2 separate regions of the Homo sapiens genome follow, and region 1 is linked to region 2. Evidence: chromatin loops called from intact Hi-C (ENCODE). Cell type or tissue: endothelial cell of umbilical vein. All regions are shown on one strand. Links, peaks and the distances in the headings refer to the core of each region. The heading gives the core; the rest is flanking DNA.

What was found. Hi-C counts contacts between places; a loop is a spot of excess contacts. Peaks named below come from ENCODE experiments on the same cell type or tissue, not always from the same donor. Only the 100,000 strongest peaks of a DNase experiment are listed, where the experiment ranks them.
Region 1: a loop joins it to region 2, with 9 times the contacts of the local background. A loop is called at or near these places in 1 of 110 quality-filtered maps.

The regions. Positions count from the first base shown.
Region 1 is chrX:120,791,673-120,801,942 of GRCh38, forward strand. No RefSeq gene overlaps it. Among named protein-coding and RNA genes, the nearest start is that of CT47B1, 79 kb to the right of the region's middle. In endothelial cell of umbilical vein, for the core only: no CTCF peak of the experiment used is centred there; DNase peaks (open chromatin) are centred at 5,679 and 6,029; H3K27ac peaks cover 3,882 bases.
Region 2 is chrX:120,730,896-120,741,165 of GRCh38, forward strand. It overlaps the pseudogene GLRX5P1. Among named protein-coding and RNA genes, the nearest start is that of C1GALT1C1, 110 kb to the left of the region's middle. RefSeq lists an enhancer at 5,592-6,791. In endothelial cell of umbilical vein, for the core only: no CTCF peak of the experiment used is centred there; DNase peaks (open chromatin) are centred at 4,016 and 6,336; H3K27ac peaks cover 3,559 bases.

The DNA.
Region 1 (10,270 bases), core at 3,085-8,084, 60 kb after region 2:
CCTGAAGGACCCTTTTTTTTTTTTTTTTTTTTTTGAGATGGAGTCTCACTCTGTCACCCAGGCTGCTGGAGTGCAGTGGCATGATCTTGGCTCACTGCACCCTCCACCTACGAGGTTCAAGCGATTCTCCTGCCTCAGCCTCCTGAATAGCTGAGATTACAGTTGCGCGCCACCACACTGGCTAATTTTTGTATTTTTAGTAGAGAACGGGTTTCACCATGTTGGTCAGGCTGGTCTCGAACTCCTGACCTCATGATCCACCCACCTCAGCCTCCCAAAGTGCTGGGATTACAGTCATGAGCCACCATGCACAGCCAAGGACCTTGTTTCCATACATAAAGAGGTTGAAGGTCTGGACCTTTTAGTCTGACACCTTCAACCTCTTCCTTACCTTGATGCTTCCCCTCTGCTTTCCTGCAAGTGAGGTAGTTAAGAGCAATAGTTTTGGAGGCCAACATACCATAGCCACTTGCTACCTGTCTGACATTAGGCAAGATCCTTTATTTCTCTGAGCCTCAGTTTCTTTGTTATTATTTTTTGTTTTATTTTAAATGAACAAATAACAATTGTATATATTGTATATTTATAGGACACAATGTGATATTTTTATACATGTTAATATTGTGAAATGATTAAATCATGCCTATTAACAAATCAGTCACCTCATATACTTTTTTTGTGGTGAAAACATTTCAAACCTATTCTTTTAGAAATTTTGAAGTATACGATGTGTTATTATTTATTATAGTCACCATTTGGTACAATTGATTACTAGCAATACCTACCTTGCTGTGTTTTGTGATTAGTAAATGAAGTACTATATGTAAGGCAACTAGCACTTTGTAGGAGCAAAGTAATCTATAGCTGCTGCTGTTAATTTTGTTGTTATTACTATTCTACTTGTTGCCGGCCTGCTCTCATCTCACTCTCCTCCCTTTAACTGTTCAATATTTTGAATGACTAGGTTATCCTTATATTCATTTACATTTACCATTTACTCACTATCCATTCCCTCTTGTTTTGGCAATTATATTTTAAATTCCAAAGGTTCTTCTTGTTCTCTGTTTTTTTGCTTGTAATATCTTGTCCATATTTTATTTCATTTTTTTTTTGAGGCAGAGTTTCGCTTTTGTTGTCCTGGCTGGAGTGCAATGGTGAGATCTTGGCTCACTGCAACCTCCACCTCCCAGGTTCAAGCAATTCTTCTGCCTCAGCCTCCTGAGTAGTTGGGATTACAGACACCTGCCACCACGCCCAGCTAATTTTTTGTATTTTTAGTAGAGATGGGGTTTCACTATGTTGGCCAGGCTGGTCTCGAACTCCGGACCTCAGGCCATCCACCCGCCTTGGCCTCTCAAAGTGCTGGGATTACAGGCGTGAGCCACTGTGCCCAGCCTATCTTGTCAATATTTCATAGATGCAAAGATCATTTCAAACTAGTCTGAAGAAAATAATTAGAATTTAAAAAAATCTCCATTGTTCCTAGAATTATTTTTATTCTAGGGTCTTTTTATGTTTTCTGCTTGTTTCTGTTTGCTCAATTATCCTCTCTTCTCTGATTATTGACATTTTATCTACTTTTTCTAGGTCCAGTTCAAATGACATATCCACTATGATGTCATCCTTAATCCCCATAGTTGGAAGCAAATACTCCCTTCTCTTCTTCACTTCTATAACCCCTGGTTTGCACTTTTTTTTTTATTACATAGCACCATATATTGTATAGTTAAATGTTTGTTTTTGTGTTTCAGTTTGACATTCTCCTTGGAATATAAATTCCTGAGGTCCAGGACTGTGCTATACATGCCAACCACTCTGTGTGTGTTCAGTACTGGGCTCCCTGCCTTTGTAGGGACACAGAAGGATCTTGCTGGCCATCAATACAGTGTGAGAATCATGAAACTTAAGTAAGAATGTCCAGTAGATCAAAGATTGAAGTAGTAGAGAACACAGTGGATCTTTTCTATAAATCTTTGCAAGTTGGCCTTGGGTTGAGACGAGTAAAGTGGAGACTTGCCTGAAGTGAGAGCTGGACATGACTTTTTGTGATTCTATAGAGACAATGGCTGTGGGCCCTGTGAGACTGCATTGCTGGGATACCCTGTCCCCCTGTAGCAAATGGCCAATAGCTTCAAAGTAGATGTGTGTCAGCATGGAGCTAAGTTTGGTTTCAGTAGTGGGTTTGGACTGTGTCAGGATTTCTTCAGGGGGGATTAACTCATGTCTGAATATTTTAGCCCAAACTTCTCAGCAGGAAATTCCTTCACAGTAAACATCATGTTACAAATGAAAAGGTTGTCTCTCTTTTTGTCCAAAGCCTGTCAATCTCACACATATAATACAAGGTCAAGGCGAAGGCTTGACTGATCTGACCAGTAAAGATACAATGAACCACTTTTAGATTTAGACAGTTTATTATTTACATAGACAGCTGAAAGCAGAATAAGCCTTAAAGTGCCAGATCCCTGTGATCCTTGTCCCATACGCTACAAAGGATGACATGGAAAGAAAAGAGGCTGGATGACTGCATTGCACACTGTGGGATACCCCATTGCTGAGGAGCCTATTCCAGGGTGCCTCCAAGCAGTTTTATGTTCTGTAGCTTTGTATTCACCATAATACGTAATAATATAAATTTATATTTATAACTTTTATTTGTATTTTATATTTATATAAAATTTATATTTTATAAATTTAAATGTACATTTATGTATTATACATAAAAGCAGTTTTATGTTCTAAGGGGGGCATAGCAGAAAACCCCATACCTCATCAGAATCAGGCAGGTGATGAGAAACGATCTCATTGCAGCCCCTCCAGGAGAGGGAGGGAAGTGAGTGAGAGACTTCCTCGTAGCAGCTCCTTATAGGCTTCTAGTCCTCTAATGTTCCAGAAATAGCACAATGCGTTCCACCAAGACTCAGTCTGTGGTTCAGCCTTTGCCTGCATGCTCTATGTGGATGTGTGGTAAGGTCATCAGGATTCCATGGCAGAGCCAGTTTCCTACAATGCCATTCCTTCTTTGATACCTAGTCACGTGTTGACTGATAGTAACTTTGGTTTCTACATGCTGAAGACTTCTGACAACCTCCCCCTCACACCCCTGCTTCTCTAGAGTCAGAGCTTACCTATTTCCAACAAAACTATTTATAGAATTTGCCCTTATTCTTATTGTTCACCCTGTTCCTTATCCTTCCTAATCAAGTTTGGCTGATTCACTTCCTTGCTTTCTCATACAGGGTTCTTTCATCACAAGAAACATCTAAGAAACTTCCTGATCAGGACAGGAATTGGCTTCTAAATCTGGGTCTCTATGAGCCTAGCACTTCTAGTTTTTTTCTTTTTCTCACTTTGTCCTATTTGGTTTCTGCAGGTCTTCAGGATTCTGTATGTGTGTGTGTGTGTGTGTGTGTGTGTGTATGTGTGTGTGTGTGTGTATGTGTGTGTATATATATGTATATATACATATATATACACACACATACACACACACACACACATATATACACACACACACACACACACACATATATATATATGTCTTGACCAGAGGCCTTTCCCTACCCTTTGTTAGGGAATCCTTAGTGTACCTTAGAGTATCTTAGAGTACCAGATGGATTTGGGCTGTGAAGACTGAAAGCCTACAGCTTTTCACCTTCTTGCCTTGACCTTGAGTTCACATGTGCCTCTTGATCCCTGGCAACCTCCTTGCCTAGGTACTAACCTATTGCCTAGTCTAAGCCCTTACTTTAACATATTGCTGGCTCTCTGGATCCTGGCTTTCTGCCCTGGATCTTCCTGCCTATGTCCTTAGTACTAGGAGATTTCATAAAACCACATATTGAAAGAATGTCATATGTGGCCAATTTCAGTGAGGCCAAAACCAGCGCTGTGATAAAACACCACACCACTATGGTTGCATTATTGGGTCAGTACCAGTACTATGAGGTAGGATTTTCTCTTTCCGTGAGCTACTATGATGTAGTATTTCCTCTTTCTGTTAGATACTGCAGTTGGGGCTGTTGAAAGTAAGTAGAATTTACTCTAGCTCTGCTCCCTTGGAAGTCATACCCAGGCAGACAGTACTTAGAACAGGGGAGCTTGGTATGAAGAATCACCAGGGTGCTTGCTCCTTCTACTATGAATGAATGGGTTAGTGGTGAGTCTTGCTGGGAATGGCCCTCTTGAGCAATATTTTAAAAAATATAATAATGCGGCATTCAGTTATGGTTGGGGTGGAGTGTAGGGACTCAGTCATTCATCTATCCAGTCATTTATTCAACAAATATGTATGGTTTCTTACGGATTAGGCACTTTTCTAGACTCATCTGTGAATGAAATAGATACAATTCTTGCCCTCATGAAATTCTAGTTGGTGGTATGGAGGGGCAAAAACATTAAACAAGTAAGAGACAAATATGATGAGATGAAACCAGGTGCTGACAAGGGTTATAAAGAAAATACATTGTCAATGTGCTAGAGCAGACATGCGTTAGATAAGAAAGGCCTGTCTGAGACAGGAGTGTGTAATTTATGTGAAGATCAGGAGGAATAGCTTTCTAGGCAAAAGGAGCAGCTACTACTGAGGCAATGAGTAGGGACTTAGCATTCTAGGCTGAGGGAATACAAGTAAAGCCATGGAGGCTCAGATAATCTTTGCTAAGGGGTGTAGTGGTAGGTTTTGGATGGGGAGGAGGTGGCACTGTGAGGACTTCTTAATTAGACTTTTTTAAATGAACTGTCCCCCAAACACATAAGGACTCAATAGCTTTCAGGCCCCTTGACCAAAAGAAGACATTGTCTGAAATGGAGGTTTTTATAGCCTCTGACACCCATTCTGATGTTCATGAGTTGGCAGAGATGATTGTGAATCCATTTTTAGGATGCAGGAAAGCATGACTTTTTTGCATACATTCTCTCTTCCTTTCTTCTTCATATACACCCAGTGAAAAAATTGGACAGATTAAATCACACTAAAATGTTAGTGAGTGTGTATAATCCCTCCTATGAGTAGTTGCCCTTTTAAGAAGACTCCAGAGAAAAAGAAACAAATATAGGAAAGGATAAATGAAATGACTGAATTCTTAATATTAGAATTTCAAACCCTTGGCCAGCCAAGTAAATGAAAAATCCCCTTTAAGTTTGTTGGCATCTTTCACCTACAGATTCATGAGGTCAGGGAACACTCTCGGATATTCAATTAGATTTCTTTTTTAAAAAAATTTTATTTTATTATTATTATACTTTAAGTTTTAGGGTACATGTGCACAATGTGCAGGTTAGTTACATATCTTTTTTGTTTTTGATTTTATTTTAAGTGCCAGGGTACATGTGCAGGATGTGCAGGTTTGTTACATAGGTGTATATGTGCCCTGGTGGTTTGCTGCACCTATCAACCTGTCACCTAGGTATTAAGCCCCATATGTATTAGCTATTTTTCCTGATGCTCTCCTCACCCTGCTCTCCCGCGACAGGCCCCATTGTGTGTTGTTTCCCTCCCTGTGTCCATGTGTTCTCATTTCAACTAGATTTCTTATTAGCATTCCTTCTCTGTCTCAGATCTGGAGGTATTCCAGATGTATGCACAGCAGCCTCTGGGAACTATCTGCATTTTCCATCTGCTGCTGGAGTCCATTTTCTTGAACTTTGGTTTCCCGCCTGAAGACAGGAACAATCTCTGCCCTTCCCCTCCCCATAATGAGCTTGGAAGGCTGACAGAGAAGATTAAGATCATTGCCATCAAGTTTTATCTGCTGTAAGCAAAAACAGGAAACCAAGAAAGAAAGGCGCAGCATAGCAATAGCTTTTGAGTGGGTAAGATGGGTGAAGTTTTTCTTAAATCCTCTTTCCCGTGTACCTTCCCACCCACATGTTCTTAGTCAGATTTATTTTTTGCATATTAGTTTCTGAGGATGACAAGAAACTTGCCCTTTTCTTAACTGTGATTTTCAGAAGCAGATTATCCTGCACTTAGTTGAGACCTCTTACCAATTCCTTGGAATAAATAATACCCTGGGCTCAGGAAGTGGGTGTTGAATAGAAATTTTATGACTCATAATGGAGTGTCAAAATAGCACTGCTGATGTATGTATGGGTCCCTTATCAATTTTGGAAATGACACTGGGTAGAGCCATATTTTCCTCTTGCATGGAAGTGCTCTGACTAAGGGAAAGTTCTTGATTTCTGCACTGTTTGGCATCTCTTGATATTTAAAAGTCCCACATTGAATGGTGGCTTTTCTCAAAGGTGACTTGGGTTTGGCCTAGAAAGAGAGCTGTTCTCAGAGGAGGGGCCAGAGCATTTCCCCCAGGAGGGGCAACCAGAACCTAAGCTGCCAGGATGAAGGGAGAAAGATTGACATTTCCCTGGCTTATGCCTTGAGGTACTTGTTTCCAAAGAAGGCTGAGGTCAGGATTGTATGCTTTTCCTAGAGTAGGCTGTAAGTTCTCTCATGATATCAAGCAGTTAGTTGACATTCCCAGGTCTCAGGCCTTTCCTTTTCTCTCTCCCCTGCTGGAGGAAATAAAAAGTGGTTCTTTCACAGGGCCCATGGGTCTGAGGGGAGCCTTCCCTTGAGCTCAGCCCTTCTCTTAGGATAGCACCTCAATGACCACACTCAGCATGGGCCCTATTAGTGTAGTTTTCTCATTAATGATTGTTTTGCAGTAATGAGGTTCTATGATATGCCTGTTGGATTGTTTGTGCTCCATGTTGATACCACTCAAACAACAAATATTTGATAACATTTGTTAATAATAATATGAATAATAATAATGATACAGTGGGGCACTTGAAAACAATATGAAATATATTCCTGCTCTTCATGAGTTCAAGAACCAGTTGAGGAGATAGAAAACCTGGCATAAATAGAGAAAAACAAGACAGCGTAGAATGAGATGGCAGATTGCACAGAATGAGATGCTAGATTGTGTAATTTAGTCTATAGGGATTCGAGGGGAAGAGCAGGGAGAAGCAATGTCAGGATGGCAAAGCTAGGAAAGTCTTCCAAGAGGATGCAGGGCTTAAAGGGTGACTAGAACTTGGTGGGGTGAAGACAAGTAAGGGGATATGTGGCAGAAGTGCCAGCAAAGGTATGGAGACAGAAACTGACTGCCGTATATATACACAGAGAATAGGCAGTGATGGTTTAGCAAAGTCGATATTCTGAAGTGGGATATTCTCATTGAGGGGTTGTGGGACTGGAAGACTGTAAAGGCATGGTGAGGCCAGGTAATGAACATCTCAGAAGCCAGATATTTGATTTGAACTGTTTTTATTAGGCTCTTTTGTTTGCAAGTGATAGAGACACTTTCGAGTCATCTCAAGTAAAGGGGTGGTGGGGTATTGTTAAAGAGCAGTAAGAAAGAAAGGTTTCAGGGGAAGCAAAGTCAGAAACCAGAGTGCAGAGGGACCTCATGGGAATTGTACTTGGCTTCATGGCAGCTTCAGGGACCTCAGCAGGGTTCTAAGACTTTTCACCCTAGAGTTCTGTCATTAAAATGGCTCAGCTCTACTTCCCCCTCACTACTGACTGCCTTAAGTGTTTTCCTCTGCCCAGGTTAGCTTTTGGATAGTTCCTAATTCCTATTTAATTTGTTGTTCCTGCTCCCTTATAATTTTGGTTTGCATGGCCTATCAAGCCTTCAGGTTTCTATCTTTTCCCTTATATTTCTGACTTTTTCATATTCCTCTCTAGGTATTCTTTCAGCTTCAGCTCCTACTTCTTTCATTTCTCTCCCTTTCTCTCTCTCCCTTCCTCCCTGTTTCTTTCTCTCTCTCTTTCTTTCTCTTCCCCCCCACCTCATATTTTTAGGGCAAATTCCTGAGAGAGAATCTGATTGCCCTAGTTTATATTTTTATACCTGGTTCTGTTTTAGATCACTGGCCAGAATGTAGATTGGTGGCCCTTGGGTCAGGAGCCTATCCTTGGTCCTTCACTGGGCTGGGGATGTGGATGTGAGGAAGTAACATCAGACAAATATATAAAATATTGGTCATGCACATAAATAGCAAACAGGCATATGAAAAGGTGCACAACATCACTAATCATCAGGAAAATGCAAATTGAAACTGCAATATTACCTCACACCTGTTACGATGGCTATTATCAAAAAGACAAGAGATAATAGCGTTGGCAAGGATGTGGAGAAAAGGGAATGCTTGCACACTGTTGGTAGGAATAGAAATTAATACAGCCATTATGAAAAGCAGTATAGAGGTTCCTCAAAACATTAAAAACAGAACTACCATGTGATCCAGCAATTCTACTTCTGAGTATGTGTCCCCTAAAAATAAAATCAGTATGTCATAAAGATATCTGCACCCCCATGTTCACTGCAGCATTAGTCACAATAGTCAAGATATAGGATCAACCTAAATGTCCATTGATAAATGAATGGATAAAGACAATGAATGAATACATAAAATGTGTGTGTACACACACACACACACACACACACACACACAAAATGGAATACTATTCAGGCATAAAAAGAAGGAAATGTTGTCATTTGTGACAATATGGATGAACTGGAAGACATTATGCTAAGTGAAATAAGCCAGTCACAGAAAGACAAATAATATACGATTTCACTTATATCTGGAATCTAAAAGAGTCAAATTCATAGAAACAGAAAGTAGAATGGTGGTTGTCAGGGGCCGGATGGTGGGGGAGATGGAGAGATGCTGATAAAAAAGTACAAACTTACAGTTATAAGATGAATAAGTTCTGGGAATCTAATGTATAGTGTGGGTGATGGATGTGTTAATTTGAATGTGATCATCATTATACAATATAAATGTATATCAAATCATCACATTGCACATCTTGAATATATATCATTTTTGTTAATTAAATATTTTAAAATAAAAAAGGAGAGATTGGTTATAGAGGAAGTGATGGATTCAGAATATAGGTTCAGGCAGTGAGAATGGAGAGGAAAGATTAGATATGAAACATATCTCAAAGAAAATAATTTGGAAGAGTCAGTATCTTACTGGCTACAGTTAGAGAGAGGAAAATAAAAGATAAATCACACAATGTCAAGGTCTAGATGACTAGGAGAATGATAAGGTAAAAAATAAGGTCTCCTGGACAGAGAGTTAATTTAGGGGAGAGACAGTAAATTCTGTTTTTGCCATGTTGAGTAAAAGTCAACAGTGGATTCGATTGGACATCACTGTTTTGTCCTTAACTTTGTGACCTCCCTTTTTCCAAAACTTGCTAAGGCGATTTAAGCCAGGGGCTATAAGTGTGTGGAGAGTTTCTCTGAAAAGGTCCACTTTAGTCATTTTTTCCTTCACCTTTAAATAGCTAATTGGCCCCATGGAGCAATGGTTTCTATCAGGACAATAAGTAAACAAGGCAGATGTGAGGAGGCCTTTCCAGCCCTGTGTGAGCCTGATTCTGTTTTGGTTACTGTTTTCAGAATCTTCAGAAGAGAGAAAATGAGTAAAGATGTAAGGAAATGAGGCAAAGCAATGGAAAAACAGCCTTGAGCAAGGTAAAAATAAGCTACATAATTTACAGCTGTTACATACCCATTTTGAGAATAGCAGTTCAGAGGAACATGCCAAGTAGAGTGCATACAAGCATTTGACAGAGACCCAGTTGGACACTTTATAGAAAGGGTACTTGAGCTCACAGGTTTGGAGAAAGCACAGAACAGCTGGGCCTTAGGAAGTACAAGGTAACCTCTGCAACCTTGGTGTTGGCCTTAGGGACTAAAACTAGAGGCTCAAAAACTGTCGGGACCTTCTCTTCTTGTCTTTGCTTTTCCCTCTGTGTTGGCTTCATTCTCTTCTGTTGAAGGCAGGATTCTCCGTATGGTGCTAGACATGGCTGCTGCTAGCTCCGAGCTCACATCCTCAAGGCACTTTGACCAGAGAAGAAGGGGTTCTTCCTTGCCAGCTCCAGTCCAAGAAAACCTGGGGAAGAGCTCTGATTGGTTTGTCTTGAGTCATGTGACTAGCGCCAGAGTAATCACTATGGCCAGGCGGGTGGGGTCCTATCCATGGCCAGTTTTGGAGCAAGTGTTCACTTCTCAGCCAATTACTATGGCCATGGATGTAAACTCATGTGAAAAGGATGGTAGCTGTGATTTTGACCACATGCTTAGGGCTGGAGAGGAGGAACAGCAGTTCACCAAAAGAAGGGAGAGGAGAGGCAGCACAGACAGGGCTACTGGGGTATCTTTGTGAACCAAGTGATCACCCCGATTTGTGTTTTTCCATAATACTCACACGGAAACAGGAGGTATTGAGAAAACAG
Region 2 (10,270 bases), core at 3,448-8,447:
AGATGGGTGTGCATTCCTAAATTACCACTTTGACTGCATTTAGTTCAAAAAAGTGTGGTTACAAGTTCCACTGAAGAACTTGAACGTGATATTTACATATACCCAATCATATATAGTCGATTTCTTTCTTCAAGAAGTGCATAAAGTCTCCACATGTTGGGACAGAATCAAATTCTTAGTGACAAAGCTGTTTGCATCATAGTTCAGTCTTCTTAAAAAATTCTGATTATTTTATCTTTAACATTAAACATGGCAGTATTTCACCACTGAGCTAATAACTACAGGTTCTTTAATATTCTGAAAATGTGGCTATAAAATATGTCTTCAGCAAGGCATTTGAATATGAGAAATGCTCTTTAGTGGCATTATCATTTTCATAAGGTCCCTTTCCCTATCCCTTGTATCAAAAAGTTATGGGAGAGCAGCTTCTCTCAACAGCTGGCATGCTTAGTGTGGAAAAGTGGAGATTAGTATTTACTGCTTATTTCTTTGTACAGCATGCTGGGAAGACATCTTCTTAGGGGCCAAAATTTTATTATACTCACAGTATTTGTTTTTTTCAATACTGAACTGTGATCAGAAGGCATGTTGCTGATCATTGTTAATCAAGTCGTGAGTGGCTTCACATACGGGTGCAACCTCTTTTATTTGCTACATATTTCTGGGCGGCAGTCATGGCTAATGCTCTTCAGAATTGGCCGCAGTGCCCCTTTTCCAATCTACTTCATGACTCATTAAAAAAAACCACTTGTTAACTAAATTAAAAACCTTTCCTTTTATGAAGAGAAACTAGATCTCTCCTATATTGCTGGTGGCAATGTACAATGGTACAGCTACTCTGGAAAAGAGTTGAACAGTTTCTAATGAAACCAAACATGCAACAACCATACAACCCAGCAATTACACTCATGGGCATTTATCCCAGAGATTTAAAAACTTATGTTCATACAAGAACCTGTACACAAATGTTCACCGCAGTGTATTCCTGATAGCCCCCAATTGGAAACAACCCAAATGTCCTTCAACATGTGAATGGTTAAGCAAACTGTGGTATATCCATAGCATAGAACACTACTCACAAATGAAAAGGAACATATTATTGATATGTACAACATCTTGAGTGGATTTACAAAAATTGTACTAAGTGAAAAAAGGCAATGACCCGATTATATATGATTCCAAATGTATAACATCCTTGAGATGACAAAATTATAAAAATGGAGAACATGTGAGTGGTTGCTAGGAGTTAAGAAGGGGGTGGAGTTGGAGATAATGGGTGTGGCTATAAAAGGGCAACATGAGGGATCCTTGTGGTGATGGAACCATTCTGTATCTTGACTGTATCAATGCCAATATCCTGGTTGTGATACTGTATGGTGTTGCAAGACACTGTCATTGGGGGAAACCGGGAAAATGGTACATGGTTTCTCTTTGCAGTATTTCTTACAACAACTGCATGAAAATCTGTATCTAAGGTAACAAGCATAATTTAAAAAAAAAACCTCTTTTCTCTTATAGCATGGGATTTCAGTGTCAAAAATGTGGAGCACTTCTCCCGTGTGTGTTTGTGTGTGTGTGCGTGTGTGTGTCTGTGTGTGTACATACCACTCCTATGCCAAGAGTCTGCATATCCGTGTTTTTACCTGTCTCTAAAGTAGAATATCTGCTGGTGTCCACATGTGATAATAATTGCCTTTTATATTGTGTGCCATAGATATTACGGATGTCCTATGACGTTGTTATAAAAATTCTGCTGATGACTCACTCTGCTTTCTCTAAGTCACTTTGTCATTGATATTGTGCCTGGTTTTATAAGCTTCTTGGCAATGAAGTGATTTGTACTTGTTTTGCCAAGAGGTCTAATAACGTTGAATGAAACCCCCATAGCTTTTATATCTTCCCTGCCTTCGTCACAATATTCATCAACTTCATACAGCAAAGAATTACTTCGTGCTTGCTTTCAAAATATTCAATTGGTTTATCACAGGGTTAACTGTACTTTGATTAATAATTATGTAAAAGCGGCCGTGGGCCGAGGAGAGCTCTAGGTGGCCAGCCAAAGACCTGGGGCGTCGTGGGCTTCGGCGAGCATGCAGGGATGAGCGGGTCCCTCGGCCGAGCGGCGGGCTCGGGTGCGGGCGGTGGTGTTTCAGGGGAGCGGCTGGACGCACTGGTGAAGGACAAAGTGGTTGTCTTCCCTCAAGGGGACGGCGGAGCAACCCCAGTGCGGCTTCAGCAACGCCATGGTGCAGATCCTGTGGGTGCACGGCGTCCGCGACTATGCGGCCTACGAAGTGCTGGACGACCCCGAGCTGCGACAAGGCATTAAAGACTATTCCAACTGGCCCACCATCCCGCAAGTGTACCTCAACGGCGAGTTTGTGCGGGGCTGTGACATTCTTTTGCAGATGCACCAGAATGGGGGTCTGGTGGAAGAACTGAAAAAGCTGGGGATCCACTCCGCCCTTTTAGATGAAAAGAAAGACCAAGACTCAAAGTGAGGGCGCCCGGGTCCTCCCTGAACAGAGGGAGCCGTTCGTGTCAGAGACTCACTGCCAGAAAAACCTTACCGATTTTGGTTTTCACTACTGAGACAACTGCGTTGCACTGATCATTTCCGTTCGTGAGCAGTCGGGTGATTTTAGGTTGTCTGGTGTTTGGGCTAATAAGATTTTATTGTGAGCTTAATTACAACCACTGCACTGTAATAATTCAATGCTGTATTATGATATTGCTGTAAACAAAATTTGTTCTTATATTGCCATTTATTTTTTGCCTGATTCAGGAGTTAAACTAGGAGCTTTGGAATCATTATTCATGACCCCTCTGCAAATATGTCAGTCTGCAAAGACAATATCTTCCCCCAAATTATGTATAGCTTCTTCCGTTATGGAAAACGATGGACAAAGAAGAAACTGTGATAACTGGGTTTTTTTTTTTTTTTAAATAAACTGCCAACACAGGAAGAAAGTTATGTAAAAGCTTTGATGACTTCGTGCTACAATTTGATACATTTTATTATAAAGAGCATGCTGGAGACTGGGGCAAATGGATGGCAGGTCTAATAAAATCAAATTTTCAGACATTTATCTTCTTACTTCATATTTGCATTTTCGACTGCTTATATGATATTGTCACACACACACAGGCTTATTTTTATTGTTACTTTAATATTCGACAAACCTTTTTTCCTTAGTAAAGTTTATTTTTCCAACATAAAAGTAATATAAAACTTGGAAAATACAGCAAAATAAAAAGAGGAAAAATCAACATAATTTTACTGCCCCAAAAATCCCATTGACTTTTTTTTTTTTTTTTTTCCTTGAGACGGAGTCTCGCTCTGTCGCCCAGGCTGGAGTGCAGTGGCGCTGTCTCGGCTCACTGCAAGCTCCGCCTCCCGGGTTCACGCCATTCTCCTGCCTCAGTCTCCTGAGTAGCTGGGACTACAGGCGCCCGCCACCACGCCCGGCTAATTTTTTTTCGTATTTTTAGTAGAGATGGGGTTTCACCGTGTTAGCCGGGATGGTCTCGATCTGCTGACCTTGTGATCCGCCCATCTCGGCCTCCCAAAGTGCTGGGATTACAGGCGTGAGCCACCGCGCCAGGCCCTGATAGAGATTTTGTTCATTTTTTTAAATTTGTTTGCTTTGTTGATAGCTTGAGAGACCTTCACATTTCCATGTACCTGAGTCATCAAAATTTCTAAATCTGGTGGGTTCTTCACCCTAGAGTCCCAAGAGTGCCATAAGATACATCCTGGCATGGCAGTGGCCAGAGGGGCTGGTCTGGAAAGGGTGACAGAGGCCCTGATGTCTCAGGGAAAAGCACTCAGCATGAACCAGTAATCTGCACAAGGGTCGACCTAGTCCAGAAAGAACTTTTCCTGGGCTCGGTTCCCACCCTGGTGGTCACATCGCCGTGACTCAGCAGGAAGAGGCCTCCCCAGAGCCCAGGTCTCTCACAGTTAAGTGTTGTCAGAGGCTGCCGCGTGGGCCAGCAGTCCATCTCATTGGGTTAGCAGCAGCATTCCAACCCACAGGATTTGTTCACAGGCTGGAATGCTGGCCTCAGGGCTGGGCAGTGGCACTTCCTCCACTTGGTCCTGATGCTTGCAGTGATACCCTGTGGTGGTGCCATAAATCAGCTCTGCTCTGTGCTTTCCCAGAGAGATTTCCAAATGAATTGCCCTCCAAGCAGGCAGCGTGAGATACCTCCTTTCAGATGTCATGAACTAGATGGAATTTTGTTTTTACTAGAGGGGGGTAAATAGCAATGCCAGGCTATGATGTTGGAGTCTATTCAGTTTGCCTCACTTGACCCACATGTCAGTTATGAGCTAAACCTCACAGGCTGTCTCCTCAGGGTTAGTGGTTATTTTTCCTCAGCTAGAGGGAAGAACAAAGGAATGGAGCCCAGATGCACCAGAATGGGGACCTGGTGGAAGAACTGAAAAAGCTGGGGATCCGCTCCACCCTTTTAGATGAAAAGTAAGACCAAGACTCAAAGTGAGGGTGCCCGGGTCCTCCCTGAACAGAGGGAGCTGTTCGTGTCAGAGACTCACTGCCAGAAACTGTCACAGCAGCTGCAGGTTTGCACACCCAGTGCTTGACATTAGGCAAACCCCCTCATTTCTCGGGGTCCTCGACCTCCTCAAAAGTTTTTTCTTTTTTTTTTTTTTTTTTGAGACAGAGTCTTTCTCTGTTACCCAGGCTGGAGTGCAGTAGCATGATCTCGGCTCACTGCAACATCTGCCTCCTGGGTTCAAGTGATTCTCTTGCCTCAGCCTCCTGAGTAGATGGGATTACAGGCATGTGCCACCACGCTTGGCTAATTTTTGTATTTTTAGTAGAGATGGGGTTTTACCATGTTGGTCAGGCTGGTCTCAAACTCCTAACCTCAGGCAATCCACCCACCTCGGCCTCCCAAAGTGCTGGAATTACAGGCGTGAGCCACCGCACCCAGCCGGAAGTTTATTCTCTTAACTGGAGCTCAAGACTTCAAGACCAGTCTGGGCAATATGGCTAAACCTGGTCTCCACAAAAAAATACCAAAGGTATCCAGGTGTGGTGGTGAATGCCTGTAGTCCCAGCTACTTGGGAGGCTGAGGTGGGAGGATTGCTTGAGCCTGGGAGGTGGAGGTTGCAGTGAGCCAGGATCGCACCACTGCACTCCAGCTTGGGTGACACAGCAAGATCATGTCTCAAAAAAAAAATACATAAGGATGGTTAAGAATGTAATTTGACAAAAAGAATGTAATGTGATTGCTGTAAAAAATCATAATTAGCCTTACATCTCAAATATGTGGAAGGTATGTAAAGAAATAATATTATTGCTTTTTCCTCTGTCACTGGCTAGGTTTCTGGGAATGATCAGTGGCCCTGGATCACCCAGAGTCCATGCACCACACTTTGAGAAACAGTGCGTAAGGGAAAAGTATATGCTATGCTTTAAACACATTTATTAATACATTAAGTTTGATTCTATTTAAATTGGTTGAACTTTATTATACTTGATCATGAAGTTTCTATCATGGGTAAAAAATTATGACAAAATAGATGCTTTTTACTGATAGTTTGGCATCTTCCTTAATAATAGACCTGTAGCCAGGGTGAGGATGTCCAGCTAGGTACTTACGTACATTTTCCAGCCCGCTTTGTGGTCTGGTGTGGCTCTGAGACCAGTGAAATGTAAGTAGGAGTGATGTGTGCTTTTTCTAGGCCCAGCTCTTTAAACTTTGCACATGTGCTTCTCTTTACTTTTTTCCTCTAACAGAAGAAATATGGATGTGCCCATAGCACACATTACTCAGCTTTGAAACTGGCAGATAAGGCTGTTGCCTTACAGAAGGGCAGAGAAACATGAAGGAATCAACCCAAGTCCATGAGTGACTGAATGAGTTGAGTAGGCCACCTATGTGCTCTGGACTGTCAAGTGGAGAGAAACTTGACAAGTGGTGAGTTCTTTGACTCCCTGTACTATTGGGTTTTTATATTATAGAGGCTTAGCCCTTTAAGCCTGATAAAGCCAGGGAAACTTGGAGGTCTGAAAGCTCCGATTGGTAGCTTGTGGGGAAGAGTGGCTCTTGGTGGCACAGGACAGGTGGGAAGGAAAAGGGAGTCAGGATTTGGCACAAGACTACCAACCATGGTAGGTGGGTATGGCAAGTGCGTGTCCAGTTGATTTCTAAGGATGATTTTGGTGGTACTGCCAGGTAGGGGAGATAAGAAATAAGGAATAAGCTTGGTTGTGAGTCATACAGAAGTGTAGTTTTCTTATGAGAAAGAATAACTGAGTCAGGGGAAATGGTACCACTTAGTCATCCAGTTTAGGATTAGAGAGAAATGAAATCAAGGGAGCCACATCAGGCATAGGTCATCTCTGGGTCACCTCATGCAGGATCCAGGGAAGTGACACTTCTAAGCTTCCTGAAGGGTCCCTGGGGCTCTTGCTACTTTTCCTACTTTAGTCATGATTAGCATAAAAACTGTGGTGGAACTGTGGTGGCTTCATTAGTGGCTTCAGCTGTAAAGACTTGAAGCTGGAACAAATCAGAGATAAATCTTATTTACCTCACTTATTTACCTTTCATCTACATATGATTTAGTGCCTCAGCCACTGCTAGGGTACCTTTCTGTAAACTGGAAAAAGTGCTCCTTTTTGGGTTGGGGGCATGGCCTAGCAAGCACATGTATCAAACTAGGAAAGGAAAGCATTACTTGGTGAGTACAGTGCAGTATGGATTTCAGCCCCCATTCACCTCCATGACTGGGTATCCTTTGTGCAGTGAACAACATGCACAACTGTACATGGTGGCCTTGCAGACTACCAGAGGCACAGTGAGCATGAAGAGTGAAGTTGGAGAGTAAAGAAACAATTCAAATGTAACCTGCTGGCCAGAGGTACTTATAGGAAAGGCAAAAGAGAAGCAAAAGGTGAAGGGTGATTTAAGAACAGTTTTAAACTTAATATCTGAAGGGCCATCCCCAAATAGACAATATACTTTCTTGTATCTTTACCTTTGCTCATGCTGTTCCTCATCTGAAGTATCCTCTCTGGTTATATGATTCCTACACATACTCCAAAGCTTACTTCTAGACTTAACCTTTCCAAAAAGCCTTCCGTGAACTCTGTAGCTTACAAAGATCCCTCCCTCCCTCTTTACACTAAACTCTGACCATACTGCACTTAAGTTTCTGCCTTACATCATGCTCAGTGATTAGCTGGCCTGCTTTCCTTTTTGGCTGATTACTTCGTTTCTGAAACCATCTCTTGTGCCCCCCCCCCCAATAGCTATGGGAGTTTATTGAACTTAGTATTTATACATCAGTCTCTCCTCAGTGGATTCTAAGCTCTGTCAAGGCAGGGACTGTGGGTTTTAAAAAAATTTCTATCCCCAGCCAGCACAGGGCTCAACAAGTGTTTGTTGAATAAACAAATGGGCAATCCATGCTCAAAAAGATGTCTATTTGTTTGAGTGACCGAGAGCCTGGAAAATTTCTTCTCCAGTCCCAAACTATGTTTTTATTCAGGGAACCTCCGCTAAGCTCCCCACAGCAGGGTATGGGGACCACTTGTGACCAATTAACTTAAAATCTTTCCCCTGTTCAGACACTATTTTAACAAATCCTTGCAGTAGAAAGAGCACTGTGCTCATTGGGTGGTTCTAGTTCAGTTCTGATACTAACTAGCCATGTGACTTTGAGCAAATTGAAATCACCTGCCTGGCCAGCCTTAGTTTCCTATACTGTAAAATGAAAAAGTAGCTTTAATAGTCTGCAATGTTGTAAAGCAACATGATAAACAATGTGGTAATTGAGCTGAACTGTGAAAATATATTCATATCCATGGTAATACCTAACTCCTATCCTAGCTCAGCTTGAAGCAATTTTTCTTCGGCAGTGAAACATTCATAAGATGTTTTATGCGCCCCATGACCAATAAACAGCTGTAGGAAACTTGGGGAAAATATAACTCTCCCTCTTGGCCTGTATAATTTTACTGTTGTTGTTGTTGTTAATGGGCAGCCACCACTTCTTCTCTCTCCTTCATGGGGCTTATTTGTTCATTCTATTTAGGGTTGGCAGGTTCATCAAATAAAAGTGCAATATGATTCCTTCATATTTGTTCAGCACTTCACAGGTTATGAGGAAGCAGGTTAATGTATTAGAATGCAGAATGGCAGAAATAGCCTTGCTATCTAAAGTGTGTCCCCCCAACTGATAGCATTAGCATTACCTTGGAGCTTCTTAGAAATTCAAACTCTGAATCCCACCCCAAACCTACTGAGTCAGAATCTGCATTTTAACAAGACCTGCAGGTGATCATGTGTACACTAAAATTTGAGAAGCCCTGGGCTAGTTCTAACTGCCTCCTCCATTTGCTCAACAGCTGTCCCTAAACTCTGGAGTAGGAAAAAGGGAGTAGAGTTGCCCAAAATATGAACTCTTCAATTGGCTCCTTCCTATATTGTAGGGACTATCACACATGTGGTGGTCTTACAGGGCAGTGCATAATAAACAGCAGATAATGTTAAGTTTTCTGTCAGGGCCATCTGCTCAAACAAAGTCAGAAACCACATCCAAAAAGAAACCACATCTGTAGTATGATGAAGGCACTATGTCTAGGCAAGGCTGGACCTGAGTCAAGTTGTCATCTCTGCCTGGTTGGGATATCTATGCCTGTGAATATTCTTGAACTCTCCCTTTTGGCTACAATTCTTCACTACAAGGTTCTCTCCCTTTTTCTTTCAGATACTGAGTGTCCTCCTCAACCAAAGTGAACATTTAGAAAGGCATGTACTCTACTGTAACATTAAGTACAGTAGGTGTTTCTCCTCACCTGGGCTCTATATTCTCAGTTCTTTGCAAACATCCTCTTAAAGGGATTTCATTCCCCCAAGTAGCTATTGGAATAGGGTATTTTGGAAGGGTCTGGGTCACATACTCCACCTAAGAATAAAGCCAGCTCTGCTTCTAGGCTCTCAGCCTCAGCCTTACCCATATTCTCAAATCTCTCCACTCGCTCAGCCTCTCATACAGTTGCCCTTCCTGCCTTCACAAGTCTCTGTCTCTTTCCACTTCTCTCCTCCCAATTCGGGTCAGGCTAGACTGAGGATGGCTAGACCTTAGAGATCGGCCAGAAATACAGAGACACGGAAGTGATCTGCAGATGTCAATGAAACCAGAATAGTAAGAAATCCAGAGAAGGAGGCATAGTGTGATACCAGTTGGTCTGATAAGAGGGGACTAGGAACTGGGATTCAGAGGCAAGAAAGACTTTAGTTCTCATGAGAATTAGGGAGTCAGTCTCAGCTCTGGGAACCTGACATGCTGACCAGGGATCTAGCAGAAAGGGAGAGTCATGACTGGGCACGGGTAATTGGCAAGAAACCAGGGACTGGACAGAGGTTCTGAGGTCAGAAAAGGGCCAGAAGCTGGGATAGATTTGGACCTATGGCTGGGGTTGGTGGCTCCAGGAGTGAAGGCTAGAGTCCTGTGCTGAAGTTCCACCATTTGTTTTATTCATTTGAGATATAGATTTCGCTTTATAGAGTGGAGGTTAAGAATGTTGGCTCTGGAGCTAGATGGCTGGGGTTCAATTCTGTCTTCATCTCTTACCAGAGGTTTGACTTTGGTAAGGCTCTTAATCTCCCTGTGCCTCATCTGAGGGATGCTGTGAGGCTCCAATGAGACAATGTATGCTAAATGCTTAGCAAAGCACTGGCCCACAGGACATCCTAGCTAAATGCTATGCATGATGATGGTTAGCCCTCGAACTCCATGCCTCCATTCCTCTACTCCTCAAATTCCCTTCTGGTCACTGGGACATGTTCCCTCTGCTTAAAACAGCTTTTTTCCCTTAACTCCTTTTCATCGTTTAGGCCTCAGTTCAGACCTCAGTTTCCATAGGGGTCCTTTCCCAGATGCTCTTGGAATGGGTGAGGGGTTCTTCCTTGTGCTCCTATAGCACTTACACTTTTTTTTTTTTTTTTAAGACAGAGTCTCACTCTGCTGCCCAGGCTAGAGTACAGTGGTATGATCTCAGCTCACCTCAACCTCCACCTCCCGGATTCAAGCGACTCTCCTGCCTCAGCCTCCCAAGTAGCTGGGATCACAGGCGTGCACCACCATGCCTGGATGATTTTTGTATTTTTAGTAGAGACTGGTTCTCACCATGTTGGCCAGTGTGGTCTCGAACTCCTTACCTCAGGTGATCCGCCTGCCTTGGCCTTCCAAAGTGCTGGGATTATAGGCATGAGCCACCGCACCCG